2 separate regions of the Mus musculus genome follow, and region 1 is linked to region 2. A link is a loop called in an ENCODE intact Hi-C map of the cell type or tissue named here. Cell type or tissue: heart. All regions are shown on one strand. Links, peaks and the distances in the headings refer to the core of each region. The heading gives the core; the rest is flanking DNA. Region 1 overlaps Cdadc1 (cytidine and dCMP deaminase domain containing 1). Region 2 holds the start of Mtmr6 (myotubularin related protein 6).

Region 1 (8,337 bases), core at 233-8,232, 670 kb after region 2:
TCTCCTTTCTAATATAAATCAGGACTACATGTCTAGTGGTGGCACAGCCCGCAGTGGACTGGGCTCTCTCATGTCAATCATTAATCAAGAAAATACCCTAAAGGCACACACACACAGCAATATGATAGAGGCAACTTCTTAATTGAAGTTCCCTCTTCCCAGGGGTCTCTAGGTGTGTCAGGTTGACAAAAAAACCACACAGAGCATGTCACAGAAGCTCCAAGATGCAGTTTGGCTTGCAGCTGTTTAAAGTATGTGTTCATTATTTATGAAGTGAACAGAGGAAAAATCCTCACTACTCTACCACCTAGAGACTGTTGACACTGTCTATTGTTCTATCCTTTTTCTTTTACTCATTTGAGATATTCTGGAACTTCCTTAAGTAGAGAAAAGAAATACATGGGCTGTGGTGTCATTTTGTGCATGGGGGCAGCCAGTGATTCATAACCAGCCTGCCTGAGTTCACATTCCAGTTCAAGCTCTTGCTACTTTGTGTAACTTTGAATACTCTATTTTACATTTATTTGTCTGTCAGCTTCTATTTTAGTATAGTGGAAAATACCAGTACGTACAGCGTGTTTTGTCTTGAGGTCCTGGTAATTGAACCAAGAGCCTTGTACTTGTAAGATAAGTGCTTCAAACCCTGAACACACTGCTAGCTTACTACGTGGAGTTGTTCTAAGCAGTGAATGAGTTAAACTAATAACACTTTTAGTGCCTGGAGCTACTTTAGACTGTTTTGATTATGATTTTAATAAATTGTAAAGCACTGTTGCACTGATGGGCATTTACATTGTCTCTTTTGCCAGATTTAATATTTAAAATGTTAATATTAACTTGCATTTGTAAGTATAGCCAGTGTCTGAGTTCTTCTGTGCTATCAAAATTTACATTGCTCAGTAATAAAAACAGAGCTTTTAAGAGTCCAATCAATGATTGGAAAATTAATTGTCTATAAAACTTATAATAAGGCTGGGAGGCAATTAATGAAAAGTTTTGAAATAGAAATCAAGTTCTATGAAGATGGCTGACATTTCCAAAGGGTTTTCTTTCCTACTGGTTCAAGCTTTGCTTATAGTTTAATTCTGTTTGAATTGTGTGACTTTCTAAGACTAGACATCCTTTGTTTTTCTCTCCCCAGCCACAGCACCTTTCTCACTCAGTTCTGCCTGTATGGAGACTGTAGCATGGGGCCTCCCTGAGCTTTTCTGGAACAGAGGCAGTGTAGTACTGAGGGGAGACAGGGATCTGGCTTAGTGAGGATCAGCTAGGTGACCATGGTTGTATTTTTTAATTTGTCCCTGCCACAATTTTTCTCACTTGTACTATGAAAGTAATAACTCTTATAGAATTGTAATGGTTAAATGAAATAATTCCAAACCTTTGTGGTGGCGCAAGTCTTTAATCCCAGCACTCGGGAGGCAGAGGCAGGTGGATTTCTGAGTTCGAAGCCAGCCTGGTCTACAGAGTGAGTTCCAGGACAGCCAGGGCTACACAGAGAAACCCTGTCTGGAAAAACAAAAACAACAACAACAAAAAAAAGTTTAATTAAACTACAATGAAAGCATGAATCAGTAGGAAAGAAAATAACTTTGAAATGTCAAACATCTTCATAGTACTTCTATTCCAAACCCCTTTCTTAACCCCCACCGCAACCATAGCCACTTAGGAGAATTAGATACCTCTTAAAACTTATTTTTATAATTACCATTACTGAAATTACTCTCACCACTTATCAACCTCATGATGTCCTACATTTCCTGCTCTGCTTGAAGAGAAATCTTATTTCCAGGATGTAGGTTTTCTTCCTGGAAGTCGTTGCTTTCTGAGACAACATTTGTTTGTAAGTATAAGCTGAGCAATCACCAGCACTGCCACTCTTACTTTAAAACTGCCCCAATTTGTTAACTGCTTCACCTCTGTGGGGCACACAGAATTCTACACCACCCTATCAGTCTCTCACTTGGCTGTGTTCATAGTCCTAAAGTCTGTGAGGGCTGCTTCCAGAACAACTAGCTAGGCCTATGGCTGGCATCTAATAAAGGGTCAAGCACTTATTGAACTAATTGAAGGGCCAGGCTCTGTTACATTTATTTATTTATTTATTTATTTATTTATTTTCATGTGTATGAGTGTTTTGTCTGCATGTATGTCTGTGAACTGCATGCTTGCCCAGCCCATGGAGGCCAGAAAGGGGCATCAGACCCCCTGGAATTAAGTTATAGTTTTGAGATGCCAGGTAGGTGTTCGGAATCGAACGTAATTCCTTTGTAAAAGCAGCCAATGTTCTTAACTACTGAAGGACCTTTCTAGACCCTAGCTTCCAATTTAAAACTTCTATTTTGATTCAACTTTAGGGAAGGCATTCCTATACTAATTGTTATTACTGTCATAAAAACTACCACGGTGTTGATGACTAAAACAAAAATCTGTTATCATACAGTTCTGAAGGTCAGCAATTCAAAAGGCTTTTCACCAACTAAGACCAAACTGCCAGCAGGACTCATTTTCTCCGAAGGCTCTAGGAGGAAATGTATTTCTTTGCCTTTTCTAGCTTTGGAAATTGCCTGCATTGTTTGGGTTGTATGGCCTTTCTGACTTCAAAGCCCTTTGATGGCTTGTTGATTCTCCCTCCTGTTGTCTCACTCTGAGTCTCCTCTGCCCTCCTTTGCTTACAGTGGCTCCTGTGGTAGTACTGGGCCCACTGGATCATCAGGACAGTCTTTCATACCAAGACTGATGGTGCATATCTATGCCTACCTGTAAAATTAACCCCCCTTTAACTATGAAACAGCATAGCTGCAGAGACAGGATCAAAGAAATCCCTTAGGACGCATCGTCCTGCCTGCCGTAATCCACATGCAATACCTTTGATACATAATTCTTTATCTTCTGGACTCTGCTTAATCCTTCACAACCTTTGAATTTTTACATTGCTTAATACTGTCCCATTTCTATGATCTCCACATTACAGTTTCAATCCTATAAAGGCCTGTTTGGAAGCTTAGGTGTAGTCTGAGCAAATAGTACCCAAGCAAAGTGAGACATCACTGCAGAGCTTTGCAAGGAGGCATCCAGCCTTAAATCCTGAAATGTGGAATTCATCATGTTAATCATCTTCCCTTTTAATCTGATTTTAATTAGAAAACTGAAGAGGAAAGCCGTGGTCCCTTAGGAGACAATGAAGAGTTGACCAGAGTGTCTACTGAAAAAAAACAGGTGAATTGTTGTGATTTAAAAAAAAAAAAAAAAAAAGATGTGCAAGTTTATGATAAGAAAGCAAAGAAAAGGGATAAAGTCCTGTGAAGACCTCCGTAATCAAGGGAGTTTCTTAGATTTCTCCATAAAGGCCTTGTGTACTGACAAGCCTATATGTCTTTCCTGTTTGAAAAATTCAAGTGGGAGTATTGTGTAATGTTTCTAACGTCTAATCCTGATTTCACACAGATGTGTTAAGCAATGCCCTGCGGAGTCTTTCACGTGTGTGTATCTTGGTTATTATGACTGGAGTGCAAGCCTGGTTACTCTTTACGTGGGTCACTTCTCAAGGGTTAAGGATTGAGTCAATTAGTATCTCCCTCTGGGACCAACAGCACTGTCTGTCTTGCTGTTCCTCTCCGAAGATCAGATTTCCAAATCTGTGGGTCCAAACAACCTTGTGGTCCCAGCTGCATCACCCCCTGTGGGCCTGGAGGGCGTGGCCACCACAGACGAGCTTCTTACTCTTCTGAGTCCTTTGTCCCTGATCCACGAATTTCTTGTCTGCTATTGTATATGAAACAGGGCAGTCAACCCGGAAGGCAAATCCTGACCTCTGTGATTCTGCCTGGGGTGTCCTTGTCACCTTTAGTTTCCAGAGAAGGTTGTTGATCATATATAGAGAATGACTTGCACGTGTATTTTGAAAAAGTTATTATTTTGATGTCTGTTTTTATAAGTTTCCTGATTAGTTCTGGGAGTGCGTCTCTTTCACTGCCTGGTGTGATTTTGACATAATTTTCCTGAGACTGCTTAGATGCTTTCAACACAAAGGGGAAAAAATTAGCGGATCACCTAGGTCAATATACTGACTAAAGCATGTACAAAAGGTGATCGTGGTCTACCATGGTTTAATGTAAAATCTGTGACTAGAATTATATGGAAACTTGCCGAGATGTGTGTGAAGTAAAACAAAACCAGGATGCAGACAAGTGGTTCCCAGAAAGTCAGTGTGTTGGGGCAGCAGTAAGTAGACAGCTCAGAGTACAACTTGGGCTTTTAAGTTTGAGGTGAAAAGCTCCTCTCGAACTAGATATTATGAAAAAACTCCATCTTAAACTTTATATTTTGTTCTTAGCTAGAAGCAAAATGAACAGGTTGTGGCTTTTTGTTTTTTGGGGTTTTTTGGGGGGTGGGGGGAGGTAGGGTGGGCTAAATTTTGGGTTTTCTAGACAAGGTTTCTCTTTGTATCTCTAGCTGTCCTGGAACACAAGGCTGGTCTCGAACTCAAGAGTTTTGCCTGCCTCTGCCTCCATGTGCTGGAATTAAAGGTATATGCCACCATGCTCAGCTAGCTTTATTTTGTTTTAAAAAGACTCAGAAAGGTAATAAACTTGGGCTGAAGATTGTTCTAATAAGAGGTTGATAACATGTCTTTTGTGTCTTGGGAACAATGTCACAGACATCCATTTGTTACTGGCTTCTTTCTTTCTTCTGACAGTGTAAAGCCCATGCCCTTCAGCTGAGTTGCAGCCACTCCAATGGCCATGTGGTTCAGTTTTAACAGCATTGGCTCTGGTGCCCAGATCCTTTGATAAGACAATTTTTTATAAAAGATTTATTTATTTATTATGTACAGTCTACAGTCCACATATATGCCTTCCTGCCAGAAGAGGGCACCAGACCCCGTTACAGATGGTTGTGAGCCATCATGTAGTTTCTGGAAATTGAACTCAGGACCTCTAGAAGAGCAGTCAGTGCTCTAAACCTCTGAGTCATCTCTCCAACTCTGATAAGACAATTTTTATTGGTTGCTTTCTAAAATGGACAGTTTGCAAACAAACTTGCTGGAAATAACATATACTTTGTATTCAAGGGATATACAGTTCTCAAATATTTTGCAATAAAGAGGGGAAGGTTTACACATTGCAAATTTGGAATCAAACTTATGATTGTGAGCCAGGTCTTTGCTAGCTGAGCTATATCTTTAGCCCAGGAGTTGCAAGTTAAGGCTAGCCTGGGCTGTATAATACAATTCTGACTTTAAAAGGTCTTATAATTTTAGAATTGAGATGATGTCTGCTTTAGTTTTGTCTTTATTATTTGAATTCTTCAGAGTCATGTGTAAAACCCAGAGGAATTTCATTATATTTCCTTTACCATTTTGAAGCTTAGAATTAAATAGACCCAGCCTGGATGGCATAAGAAGCAATTCAGCTGATTTGGCTTTTGGCCTATATTAGGTTAAATTGAGTTCATCTGTCACTAGAACAACATAATAATAGTTACACATGTAACTGATTAATTAAAAAAGCCTCTGTTTTGAAAGTTTTTCATGTAAAGTCAATATGAAGCTCTCAGAAATTCTTCATGTACCTAATTAGATACTATTTTTATGCAGACTGTGTTTAGGTAAGAACTAAGCATAGCTTTCATCTCATTAGAAAATAAAATATTACCCATAAAAAGATAGTAAGATGTTATAATTGATGATGTCATATTTTTGTCTTAATTAGGTGAAGAAAACTGGTCTTGTGGTGGTGAAAAACATGAAGATCATTGGTCTTCACTGCTCCAGTGAAGACTTACATACTGGGCAAATTGCTCTCATTAAGCATGGGTCCAGGCTGAAAAACTGTGATCTTTATTTTTCAAGAAAACCATGTTCTGCTTGTTTGAAAATGATAGTGAATGGTGAGTATGGACAAGGTGGTGTTGGGGACTCAGCTCCTTTATCTGAGCTTGGACAAGGGAGCGCATCCTTAAATACACACATAGTAGGGGTGGAAATGTGTGTTTGAGGACCATTTGACACTCAGGAAGAAGAGTCTGAAAACGTGGATTCTGGGCTCAGCTCTGCCCACTAATTTGCTAAACACCCCTTGGTAAATTACAGGCTGATAGCATTTGACAAAGGATCCCCAAATTTCAGTGGCTTATGACAGCCTATGAGCCCTACAGTGGTCAGACCTGGGCGCTGCCGCGCAGCAGGCAGTTTAGTCCAGTGGCTGGTTTGTGGATTAGGCATCACGCTTCCTCTGCTCTTGTTATCCTGGGGCCTCACTTGACCTCTGCATCCAGAGAAGGCAAATGTGCTTCTACAGATCCCTGCTTGGCAGAGATTGGTGGAGGTGGTGGTGGTAGAGTGCTTGCTCAGCCTGGGTGAGGCCCCGGTTTTCCCCAGCACCACAGAACAAAACAAAAGCCATGACCTAGAAGTCACATACATTCTTCTTTCTGTTTGTTTTCATCATGGGAGCTGTAGGTTCTGGCTGGGCAGCTGCTTTCCTGTCCTGGTTTCTTTTCTGTTGGTGTGATAGACAAACAGCAGGACCAAAAACAACTTGTGGAGGAAAGGGTTTATATGGCTTACAAGTCCAGATCAAAGTTGATCATAAAGAGAATTCAGGGCAGGGGTTCAATTCAGAGCTACTCACTGGCTTGCTCTCCATGGCGTGCTCTGCTTTCTTTTCTGTACAACCCAGGCCCAAGGGCTACACTGCCCACAATGGACTGGGCCCTTACACACCAATCATTATTCAAGAAAATGCTTCACAGACATACACAGACATCAGATGGAGGCAGTTCCTCAATTTCTTGAGATTCCCTTTTCCCAAATATGTCTAAGTTTATGTCAAGTTGACAAAAATGAGTCAGCACATTCCCAAAGGTTACTATAAACCTCGGAAGGGTACACAAAATTTTAATGTGTAGACACCTAACTGCTTCTGATTCTGTTTTATAAGTAGACAGATATGTAGATGATTCTATTATTTTTTAAAATGTGACCTACACACATGTACTTGGTAGGTCTAGAAAGAAGGCAACAAATACGCTTCTTGGGCTTTTGCCTCCAGGGTTGGTTGGTATCAGATGAGTGCCCCAGGCTGCAGGTGAAGCATGAGCTCAGCGTCAGTGACCCTGCAGGATGCTGCGTCGTGAAGGGTGCGGCACAAGCTCGGGCTTCATGGCTCTACTCATTACTGTTCCGTTTCTGTGGGACAGTACATGACCGAAAGCAACTTACGGGCACGTTTATTTTGACTTGTGGTTCCAGAGGATTAGAGTCTTGATGGTGAAGGAGGCATAGCATCAGACAGGCATGGTGGCAGCAAGCTGGGAGAGAACCTCTTGAAATGGTGTCACCAAACAGGCTAAAGGTTCAAATATGGAGTAGTGCTGGGTGGAGTGTGGTGATCTGTCAGGGCTTCTGTGGAAGCTGTGGAAGACTGACAGCCCCTTTTTTAGTGTTATGGAGCAGAACAGAAAACTCATCTGTCTCATTAGCCCTGGGCTGGGCACACCTCATCTTAGTGTTCTGCATGAGTCAGAGCTGCGTATAAAGTGATTGCTGCAAACCACAGTATGAGGGTTGCTTTGAGGACCATGTGAGTGACTGAGTTCACAGTGAACTAGCCTACCTTCCTCATGTGTCTCAGGTTTTCTGTTGCTGTTCAGTGGTTATGAGCAATTCCTGTTCTTGTAGGAAACCCAAAGTTGGTTCCCAGCATCCAGGTTCAATGGCTCACAACTACCTGTAACCCGATCTGACCTCAGAAGGCACTAGAACTCACATGCACAAACACATAAAATCAAATCCTTTTATTGAACATGAGTAAATAAAACCTTTTTAACTTTGATGAGATGAAATTACACCAGATACTAGCAGAAATTTTTCTGTTGTAAACTATAATAAGCATTTGGTGCTTACATAGCAATTTCAGTCAACATTATAAGAAAATTAAAATACTTTGTCATGTTTATTATCCAGTTATGTTTCTTTTACACATTGCCTGTTCATATGTTTTGTTTCCCTTAAGATCATTTTCATTCCTTTTTTTTTTCTTTTAAATCAATATGAACTCTTATTTAATGAGCCAACTGTGTCTCTGTGTAGTAAAGACTACCTACTTTCTGCTGTCACACTGAGTGGAAATGCCCTCAGGTTTGTTCTTTCCTCAGTACATAGGCTTTGCAGGGTTGGTGCTGCCTGCTCGCTCTCTCTCTCATCACTCCCTCTTCACCTAGGACTATTTTTCTTTTAAAAATTCTTTGTAGTCAACAAGAACAGATGATATAAAAATGCCAGCATGGAACTCATTGCTTAGTATGCTAATTTAAAACTAGTTAACAAAACCA
Region 2 (8,337 bases), core at 22-8,021:
AAATAGGATGATATAGCTAACAGCTGAATGTTGGCGCGAGAGTTATTTAATCTCTGATAGCAGAGGACAAAGCAAATGATAACTCTAAACAAAATACAAAATACAAAAACAAGATACAAAAACAAGAATATAAAACTATTACTTATGGTAAACCTAGAAAAGGGAAACCCTTTTAGTTAATCTTTTCTAAGTGAATGCCAATTTCACAATTTTATTACAACTGTTCATGCTAGGAAGAGCACACCTCACCTTTGGAGTTAGACATTAGTTTAAATTCTAACAGCCATACATGGCTAACCTGACAGGTCATTCAAACTTACTAATTTCTTCCTCATCTATAAATGGAGATTCTAAAACCACTGGCAGGGTCCATTTTTAGATCACTGATGGTCCTGGTTCCATGTCTGTTGCTGTGATAACACTCTTTGACATAAAGCTAGGGTTCATTTGGCTTAAAATTCCAACCACCATTGTGGGGAAGTCACAGCAGGACCTTGAGAAAACAGGTCACATCTAGACTCAGGAGCAGAGACAGAATATATGCACAAATGCCGCCCCCTTGCTTTCTCTACTTTTATACATTCAGGATCCAGATCACAAAATGCTGCTGCCCACATTAGGATGGGCCTTCCCCACCTCAGCCAATTAAGACAAAAAGAAAAAAAAAACCCTCACAGGCCAATGTCTGTCACTGGGCCCCCTTCCCAAGTGACTCTACCTTGTGTCAAGGTGATTATTAAAAGTAAACATCATGGTGATGAGAGCTAATGAACTAACATATATGTGAAATGTGAACATTGTGAAATTATGACAATGGTACATAACTGTGTTCACTGATATAATTGCCTAACAGAAGGTAATCATTACTTTTCAAAGACAGCTGTTAAACAACATTAAAAGAAACTCACTGAACAGTCATACATTATCATAATCAGTTAAAAATGTTTATTACTTTTACTTGAGGGTGGGGTGGGCATGCACAGGCCAAGAAACCTGTGTGGAGCTGAGAGAGACTCTTTGAGAAGTTGGTTCCCTCCTTCCCCCGCGTGGGTTCTGGAGAACCAGCTCCGATCGTCAGGCTTGGCATCAGGTCCCTTTACCAACACTGAGCCATCCTGAGAGCCCTACAAACAATTCTGATTATACCAATTAAACTACACAGAGTTTAAAACTTTTTTTTTTCTTTTGTTTTTTCATGACAGGGTTTCTCTGTGTAGCCCTGGCTGTCCTGGAACTCACTTTGTAGACCAGGCTGGCCTCGAACTCAGAAATCTGCCTGCCTCTGCCTCCCGAGTTCTGGGATTAAAGGCGTGCGCCACCACGCCTAGCCTAAAACATATTTTTATGCAATTAAATATGTTTGGGAGAAGAGTATACATAATAAAAACAAAAACTTGGTTATGTTCAAAGCAATTCTGTAAGACTACACTTTTTCCAAACCATAATTTAAGGAAACAGTAGAGTCTATATAACAATTATCAGACTACAGTGTGAGGTTCATGATGCTCTTGTGTGGGATGCCAGTGTCAGTCAAGTGTGTACATGCTAGTTCCCAGCAAACCTCGGTTCCACTATAGTCTATATACACCCACTTAAGACTTCTCTAGAGAAACGCCTCCTTGCCACAACAGTGACACAAAATAACAAAGGCAGTCCCTTAAGAAGCAACTTCAGTTGGAAACCAACTGGAAATCTCTTAACCATTAAAAAAAGACATAAAAGGTCAGATCTAAAAGGTGAGCAAAAAGCAGCCTTACCTAACAGCAGCATGGGCCTACCAGGAAGACAGTAAGGTTTAATCAGGAACAACCTTCAAGATCATAAAAATGACAGCTATACACCCCAAAGGCCAGATCGGTTCTTCATAAACTGACGGAGGTCATTTTGTAACTAATGAAGGGAATCATCTAGATTTTCCCACCAGTGCTCACTTAGTGATCAGGGTGTTTTTAGTTCACTGGATTCTGTTTGCTTTCACTGATGTGTGTGTGTGTGTGTGTGTGTGTGTGAGAGAGAGAGAGAGAGAGAGAGAGAGAGAGATTCTCAGCAGCAAACAAGCAATGAGGTTCAGAGTAGAAGGCAGTTTCTGAGCCGACAGCTGTTAGGGCCCTGTGACAGGGACAAGAAGGGCTCCCATGCTCACTCTCATTCTCTTCCCTGCCTTAGCACCCTCTGCTGTACATCGAATCATCCTCCCATTTTCAAATTTTAAATGTCAGCAACTTAAACGTTCCTTCTCTTTAAATAAATAAATAAAATCTGCCAAGCAGTGGTGGTGCACACCTTTAATCCCTGCACTTGGAATCAAAGGAGGATAGCTCTCTGTAAATTCAAGGCCAGCCTAGTCTACAGTGCAAGTTCCAGGACAGCCAGAGCTACACAGAGAAACCTTGTCTCAAAAAAACCAAAATTTTGGAAGAGGAGCACCTCCACATTTCCTACAAATAGTATAGGCAAACTCCAAAATAAATCCTAACAAAAATTCATGTTATGTTATCCATAACATCAAGGACTGTGAAGCGTTTTAAAGAATAATGAAGAAAAAAATGCAGTTTATTCCCAAATGACCTGTAACTTTAAGACCTTTAGGACAGACAGTAAGTGACAGTTAAGGCTCTGGCAAAGCCCAGAGAGGTGTTTTTCCTCATCTTAAAAGGTCATTCACGCCCTTTGATCTCCATTTCTGTTTTGGCCCTTTCTGAGGCTGAAGTTTGGCCATTCTCTGAATTCTTCTCACACAGAAAAATTAAGCACGGACTTGACAAACAAGCTCAGTTATAGGAAAGTTCCATGGACCTTTTACAATATGACACAGCCTTTCTTTCCCCTTCTGCATAACTGCTGTCAAGTTGGCTCCCTACACTTAAGACAATGCCTAAAGTTGGAAGCACAGAAGTATCAACTCTAAGTGTCTGGAGAACTAGAAAAGTGAGTGGCCTCGGATGCGCTAATATTTGCACCGCGGAAAAGAGCGGGCGGGGCACTTAAACCAGAGCAAGACTGGTTCAAGAACAGCACAGCACTGATGGATAACTGGACCCACCAGCCTGGGGGCGAGCCAGGCGGCGATCGGCCGAAATCCCCCAAAGTAAAAAGCAGCCCCAGTCTTGTCCAAAAGAGCAAAGCTCGCTGGGCGGCCACCGTTTGCCGACTCCCCAAGCACCTCCTGCCAAGGCGCCTGCGCTGTCCACACGGCCTCCGCACCCCCAAACTGCCGGCCCTCAACGGAGGCCCCGCACCCCCAAACTGCCCGTCCGCCTCTGCCCAATGGACCCCGGCAGCTGCGAGGATCTCCCGCCGACTACCTTGGTTGTCCGGATGTGCTCCATCCCGGGGCGACGCCCGCAGGCAGCTGGCCTCAGGAGAGCACCATCGGGAGAGAAACGGGGCGGTGACAGCCACCCGCAGGAACTCCCTCAACCCGGCAGCGTCAGCCACCCCCGCCGCCGGTGGCACTGCGCAGGCGTCATCTGAGAGCTCTGTCGCCTAGAAACACTTCCGCAAATCTTAGCTTCAGAGGGGATCCTGACAGCCGGCTGAGTGTCGCCCATAGAGAGCGTATGCTAGCTGGGCCACATGCATGGCCTGTTGTACAGCGCCCTCTCTGATGGAGGACTGGTATTGCCCCGGCCAACCAAGCTAACCCACATGTTCAGCTAGACAAGGATCAGCAAGAGGGACTAGAAGCTTTTTCTAGGTTTAAAGATATTCCTTTTCCTGACCAAAAGGAATTTTCCAGTGAGTGCGAGACTGGATACCTCTAAATTCCAGGTTAAATTACATTTAGAAACTCATGGAGCACTGGGCTCCTGTAATGAACTATTAAATTCTATTATGATTATCAGTATTAAGTTTGAGTACATTTTGTATGGTCTTTGTTACCAAGGGGCAGGATATTACTCTTACAGGCTTATAGATAAGGCTGCACTTTAATTTAAGATGCTACATGAATGTCTTTTTTTAATTTGAAAGATATTGCTCAGGGTTGGAAAGATGGCTTATCTGTTAAGTTCTTTTTGTTTAAGTTTTTTTTTTTTGTTGTTTTTTTTTTTTTTTTTTTTTTTTGTATGTGAGTACACTGTAGCTGTACAGATGGTTGTGAGCCTTTATGTGGTTGTTGGGAATTGAATTTAGGGACCTCTGCTCGCTCTGGCCCAAAGATTTAATTATTGTTATAAATAAGTACACTGCAGTTGTCTTCAGACACATCAGAAGAAGACATCAGATCTCATTATGGATGGTTGTGAGCCACCATGTGGTTGCTGGGATTTGAACTCAAGTCCTTTGGAAGAGTGGTCAGTGCTGTTACACACTAAGCCATTTCAACAGCCCATCTGTTAAATTCTTATTAGAAACTTTTCTGATCTTTGTCTTTTGTAAATAAACAAAAATGGCTGGGATGGGCAGTTTGCCTTCCTAACGGGTAGCTGGTGTGCTCTCTCCTTGCTTCTCTGGCTGCCTCCTGCAAAAGACCTTTCAATTAAACCAACACTTTTAAACTGTTCATGGCAACCCTGGGGACCAGGAGCTGACCAAAACTTGATTAAAAACGCAGCCTATCTCTGGCTTTGCTTCTGGAATAAGCTTTGGGTCTCAAATCTCTACAACTGTACTTTGCTGTGTTCATGACAGTAACTGCCTCAGATCAGATTTCATCTACTATGTGTTATGAATTGTGGTGTCTTTACAGTTTGTACAAACATTGCTACTCTTATAGAAAGAGCAGTTTGATTACAGAAAGCAAAACTTTTCATATTTTCCTATTATTCCTTAGTATATATCAAATTAGTGTATCTTTGAATTGAGCTGTATCAGAAAAACATATCTATCTCTGTTCTACTCATAATTAAGTAGTAAAGATGTATGTGTACAAAAGAATTGTTTGTAAAAATAAATTTACCTTGTATGCTGGGGCATGACTTTAATCCCAGCACTTCAGAGACAGAGGCAAGTTGTTGCCTGTAAATTTCAGAGCATGCTGTTCCACATAGTGAGACTGTAACAAAAACAAACAAGCAAAATATTATCAGCAAATGTTTGATTTGTACACCTATTGTAAGTACCTATATAACCAAAGATAAATAAAAGTTTTTCTGCTGAAAAGGGTTCACGATTTAAAAATGTTTAAAAGATTTCCAAACAGGCCACCCTTAAGCTCTATCAATCAACTTTATTTGGTTTTGGTTAGTCTTCATTTCCTCCATAAGCAAGTCTTTTTTTTTAAACATATTTTTATTAGATATTTTCTTGATTTGCATTTCAAATGTTATCCTCTTTCCTGGTTTTCCCTCTGAAAATCCCCTATCCCCTCTTCCCTCCCCCTGCTCACCAACCCACCCACTCCTGCTTCCTGGCCCTGGCATTCCCTACCCTGGAGCATAGAGCCTTCACAGGACCATGGGCTCTCCTCCCATTGATAACCAACTAGGCCATCTCTGCTACATGTGCAGCTGGAGCCATGAGTCCCACCATGTGTACTCTTTAGTTGGTGGTTTAGTCCCTGGGAGCTTTGGGGGGATACTGGTTGGTTCATATTGTTGTTCCCCCTATGGGGCTGCAAACCCTTTTGGCACCTTGGGTCCTTTCTCTAGCTCCTTCATTGAGCAATTCTTTTAATAATTTGAGATCTTTCACAAAAACATATTTTTAAAAGGAGAACTTAAGTTAATGTTTGTCAGAAATGCAGTAACTATCAGTAAGAATCTGGCCAAATAACGAGATCTGATTAGGAAGCGGGAGCCAAGTTATAGTGAGCTATCTTTAGCCCCCCAAATAGTCACCAACTTATTGTCCATTTTTGCGTGTGACCTAACACCCTTATGACTGTTGTATTTATCCTTTTAGAATGTACAAAAAAGATCCCTAGCTTCCACCAACCCAAAGGCTAATACTGTTGTCAGAGAGCATCTGAGACCAAAGCAGAGACTGGTCTGCCTTGCTGTAATCTGCCTTCTGGATGTTTCCACTGATATAGCTGCAAAATGGCTTGACATATAACATTCTTTGTTCTATTAGTATAAAAGTTTCATACATTTCCTAACATGTTATAGCATGGTATTTGAGGTAACCTGGGTATGTGTCCCTTGAACATGTGTAGCCTCCCTTAAGCCTGAAGCAGGCTGAGTCAGAACTTGACCTTGCTGCCACTAAGGAGATTATCTAGAGTGGAGCTTTCCTCCTGCCTGTTTCCAACTACGGCCATCTGCCTGTTCATTGATTTACACCCTTTCATTTCTCTCACCTAAAAAGCAGCTTCTGAAAGCTGCGGCCGACTGCCTGCTGCATTCCTAGATTCTGATATCACTGCTGAACCTAAGCGAATCCAGCGCACGGGTCAGCACGCTGTTCCAGCTTAGTACCACACCCTTAGCAACCTTTTACCCGTTGCTTCGTGCCCCGGTACAAATTTTCTTTAATTCTTTTATTCTTCCATGGAGCTCTAAACCAGCAGTGTTTCTTCCAGTATCTTCTGCCTTTCCCAGGCCCCGCGTGGGATGCCAAATTGTTGCGAGCCGGCTAGCGGCTCACATGTCCGGGTTCAAGCCTGGGAGGCAACCTGGAGCTGAAAGAAAAGAGGGAGCTTAGGTGGGTTGAGAAATAATAGAACCAAGACAACTAGTCTGCTCAAGGTTCAAATGTTTAATGGCAGACACGCTTTATAAAGGAGGGGGAATCTGGCTCTAGAATTAACTTGTTAAGGCCTAAATAAAATGTTAAGGTCTGAATAACTGTTATCTGTCTAGCCTGACGTTTGGTATGGTTACCAATGTCATAAGAAAACTTTTTCATATGTTGTTACTGCTGTTACTAGGATGTTCTGTGCTTTGGTGTTCTTGGAAAACAATCACAATAGAAGTAAGTTAGAACTGCTTTCTATAGTCAGTCATAACAAGCTTGGGCAGGAACCAACCACCCAGCAACACTTCCTGCACCTATGTTGAGCTTTTAAGGTATTTGCCTTTATAAGCTGTCCCTGGGATGGACCCCACCATAAGAGAGACACCTGCATCTATTTAGAATAAGGCATCCACTTTGAATAGGGATCAAATAAAGTTTAAATATCCAAGACCTCCCTGGGAACTGAAAGACATGCACATGGGTAGCAGACATCCTGGTAGGAAGTTAAGACATGAATGTTAGGCAAGACAAGATCCCTGTACAGTTGAATACCCCAACCAATGCGAGTAAGATTAAATATACAACAAAGACATGTTCCTAGGGAAATCCCCTATCCCTAAATCCTGATGAGTGGAATAACTTGGAACGAATTGATTCAGCATTGCAGCCAGCTCCCGACTGACCTGTGGCCATGATTGATCAGTCCTGGGGCATAGCTCAATAAACTATCCATGTCTGACTGAGATCGGTGTTCATGTGGCTTATGCAGTGACTCCTGGACCCCAACAAACTCTTATTCTCTTTGAGAACTGTTCTTATGTTGGTAAAATGTGAATCATCAAAATATGTCTATTGTGTACAATTCAACCAAATGTAAGACAGTGCTAGGTCCCTTTCCTTTCTGTTTTTGAAGATGGAGAGTAATGTACTTCTGATTCTCTAATTAAAAATATCCTTTAAACCTTGATTTATATCCAAGACTATCACATTTCCAGGACCTGTCCATTAACTTATATTCATCATTTATAAAGAACTATAACAAAAAAAGTAAATTTCTCTTTTAAAAAGTTTGTTCTTCCCACTTTTAACTTCAAGTTGAATTTCTATTATTTGTTAGTAATATTCAGACAAAAATTTTAGGATTAATTTTGTTTTTATGTATATGTGTTTGTCTGTGCTGTTGCAGGATATTTGATCACATTGTGAACCCTGAGATTGTGAACTGAAAAAAACCTGTTTCTTGTTGTAGTGTCGCTCAGCCCTGGCACCTTTAACCTAAGAGCTCTTTGTAAATAAGAGCTAAATGAACTCAACCCTAGGTTAAGAGGTGGACAGGGAGTTGAACATAAGAAAGCCCAGGAAAGAGAAAGAGGGCCTTTGAGTTGAAGGGGGGCATTTAAGACAGAAGGAAGGGCTTTGTCCTTCTGGGACTTCCATGGAGCAGGAGGGGCATCTGGGTGCTTTCTCTGCCTCTCTGAGCTACCACAGTGTCTGGTTCCTGAGTCTTCATTTGGTAAATCAAAGATTTTGGATTTAAAACAAACAAACAAACAACAAGCTCTGAAGATGCCAGAGGAGATCAGAAGAGGGTGTTGGGTCCCCTGAAACTGGAGTTACAGGAGGCTGTGAGCTTCCTGATCTGTACTGGAAACTGATCCTCTGCAAGAGCAGCATGGACTTTCAGCTGACAGCCCATCTCTCCAGCCCTGACAAATGTCT

The links. A loop is a pair of places that touch in the nucleus more often than their neighbours do. Peaks named below come from ENCODE experiments on the same cell type or tissue, not always from the same donor. Only the 100,000 strongest peaks of a DNase experiment are listed, where the experiment ranks them.
Region 1: it touches region 2 in a loop (2.9-fold over the local background); 3 of 42 quality-filtered maps call a loop at or near these places.

The regions. Positions count from the first base shown.
Region 1 is chr14:59,587,343-59,595,679 of GRCm38, reverse strand. Cdadc1 (cytidine and dCMP deaminase domain containing 1) reads left to right here. Exons shown (of 10, transcript NM_027986.3): 3 at 3,145-3,219; 4 at 5,715-5,892. Among named protein-coding and RNA genes, the nearest start is that of Cdadc1, 6.4 kb to the left of the region's middle. In heart, for the core only: a CTCF peak has its summit at 4,865 (motif pointing right); no DNase peak of the experiment used is centred there.
Region 2 is chr14:60,260,330-60,268,666 of GRCm38, reverse strand. It overlaps Mtmr6 (myotubularin related protein 6), which reads right to left and starts at 3,462. Exons shown (of 14, transcript NM_144843.4): 1 at 3,306-3,462. The coding sequence starts at 3,329. Gm38641 (a long non-coding RNA gene) reads right to left here. Exons shown (of 3, transcript XR_874661.1): 2 at 6,242-6,562; 3 at 4,760-4,996. In heart, for the core only: no CTCF peak of the experiment used is centred there; a DNase peak (open chromatin) is centred at 3,476; H3K4me3 peaks cover 1,850 bases; H3K27ac peaks cover 804 bases.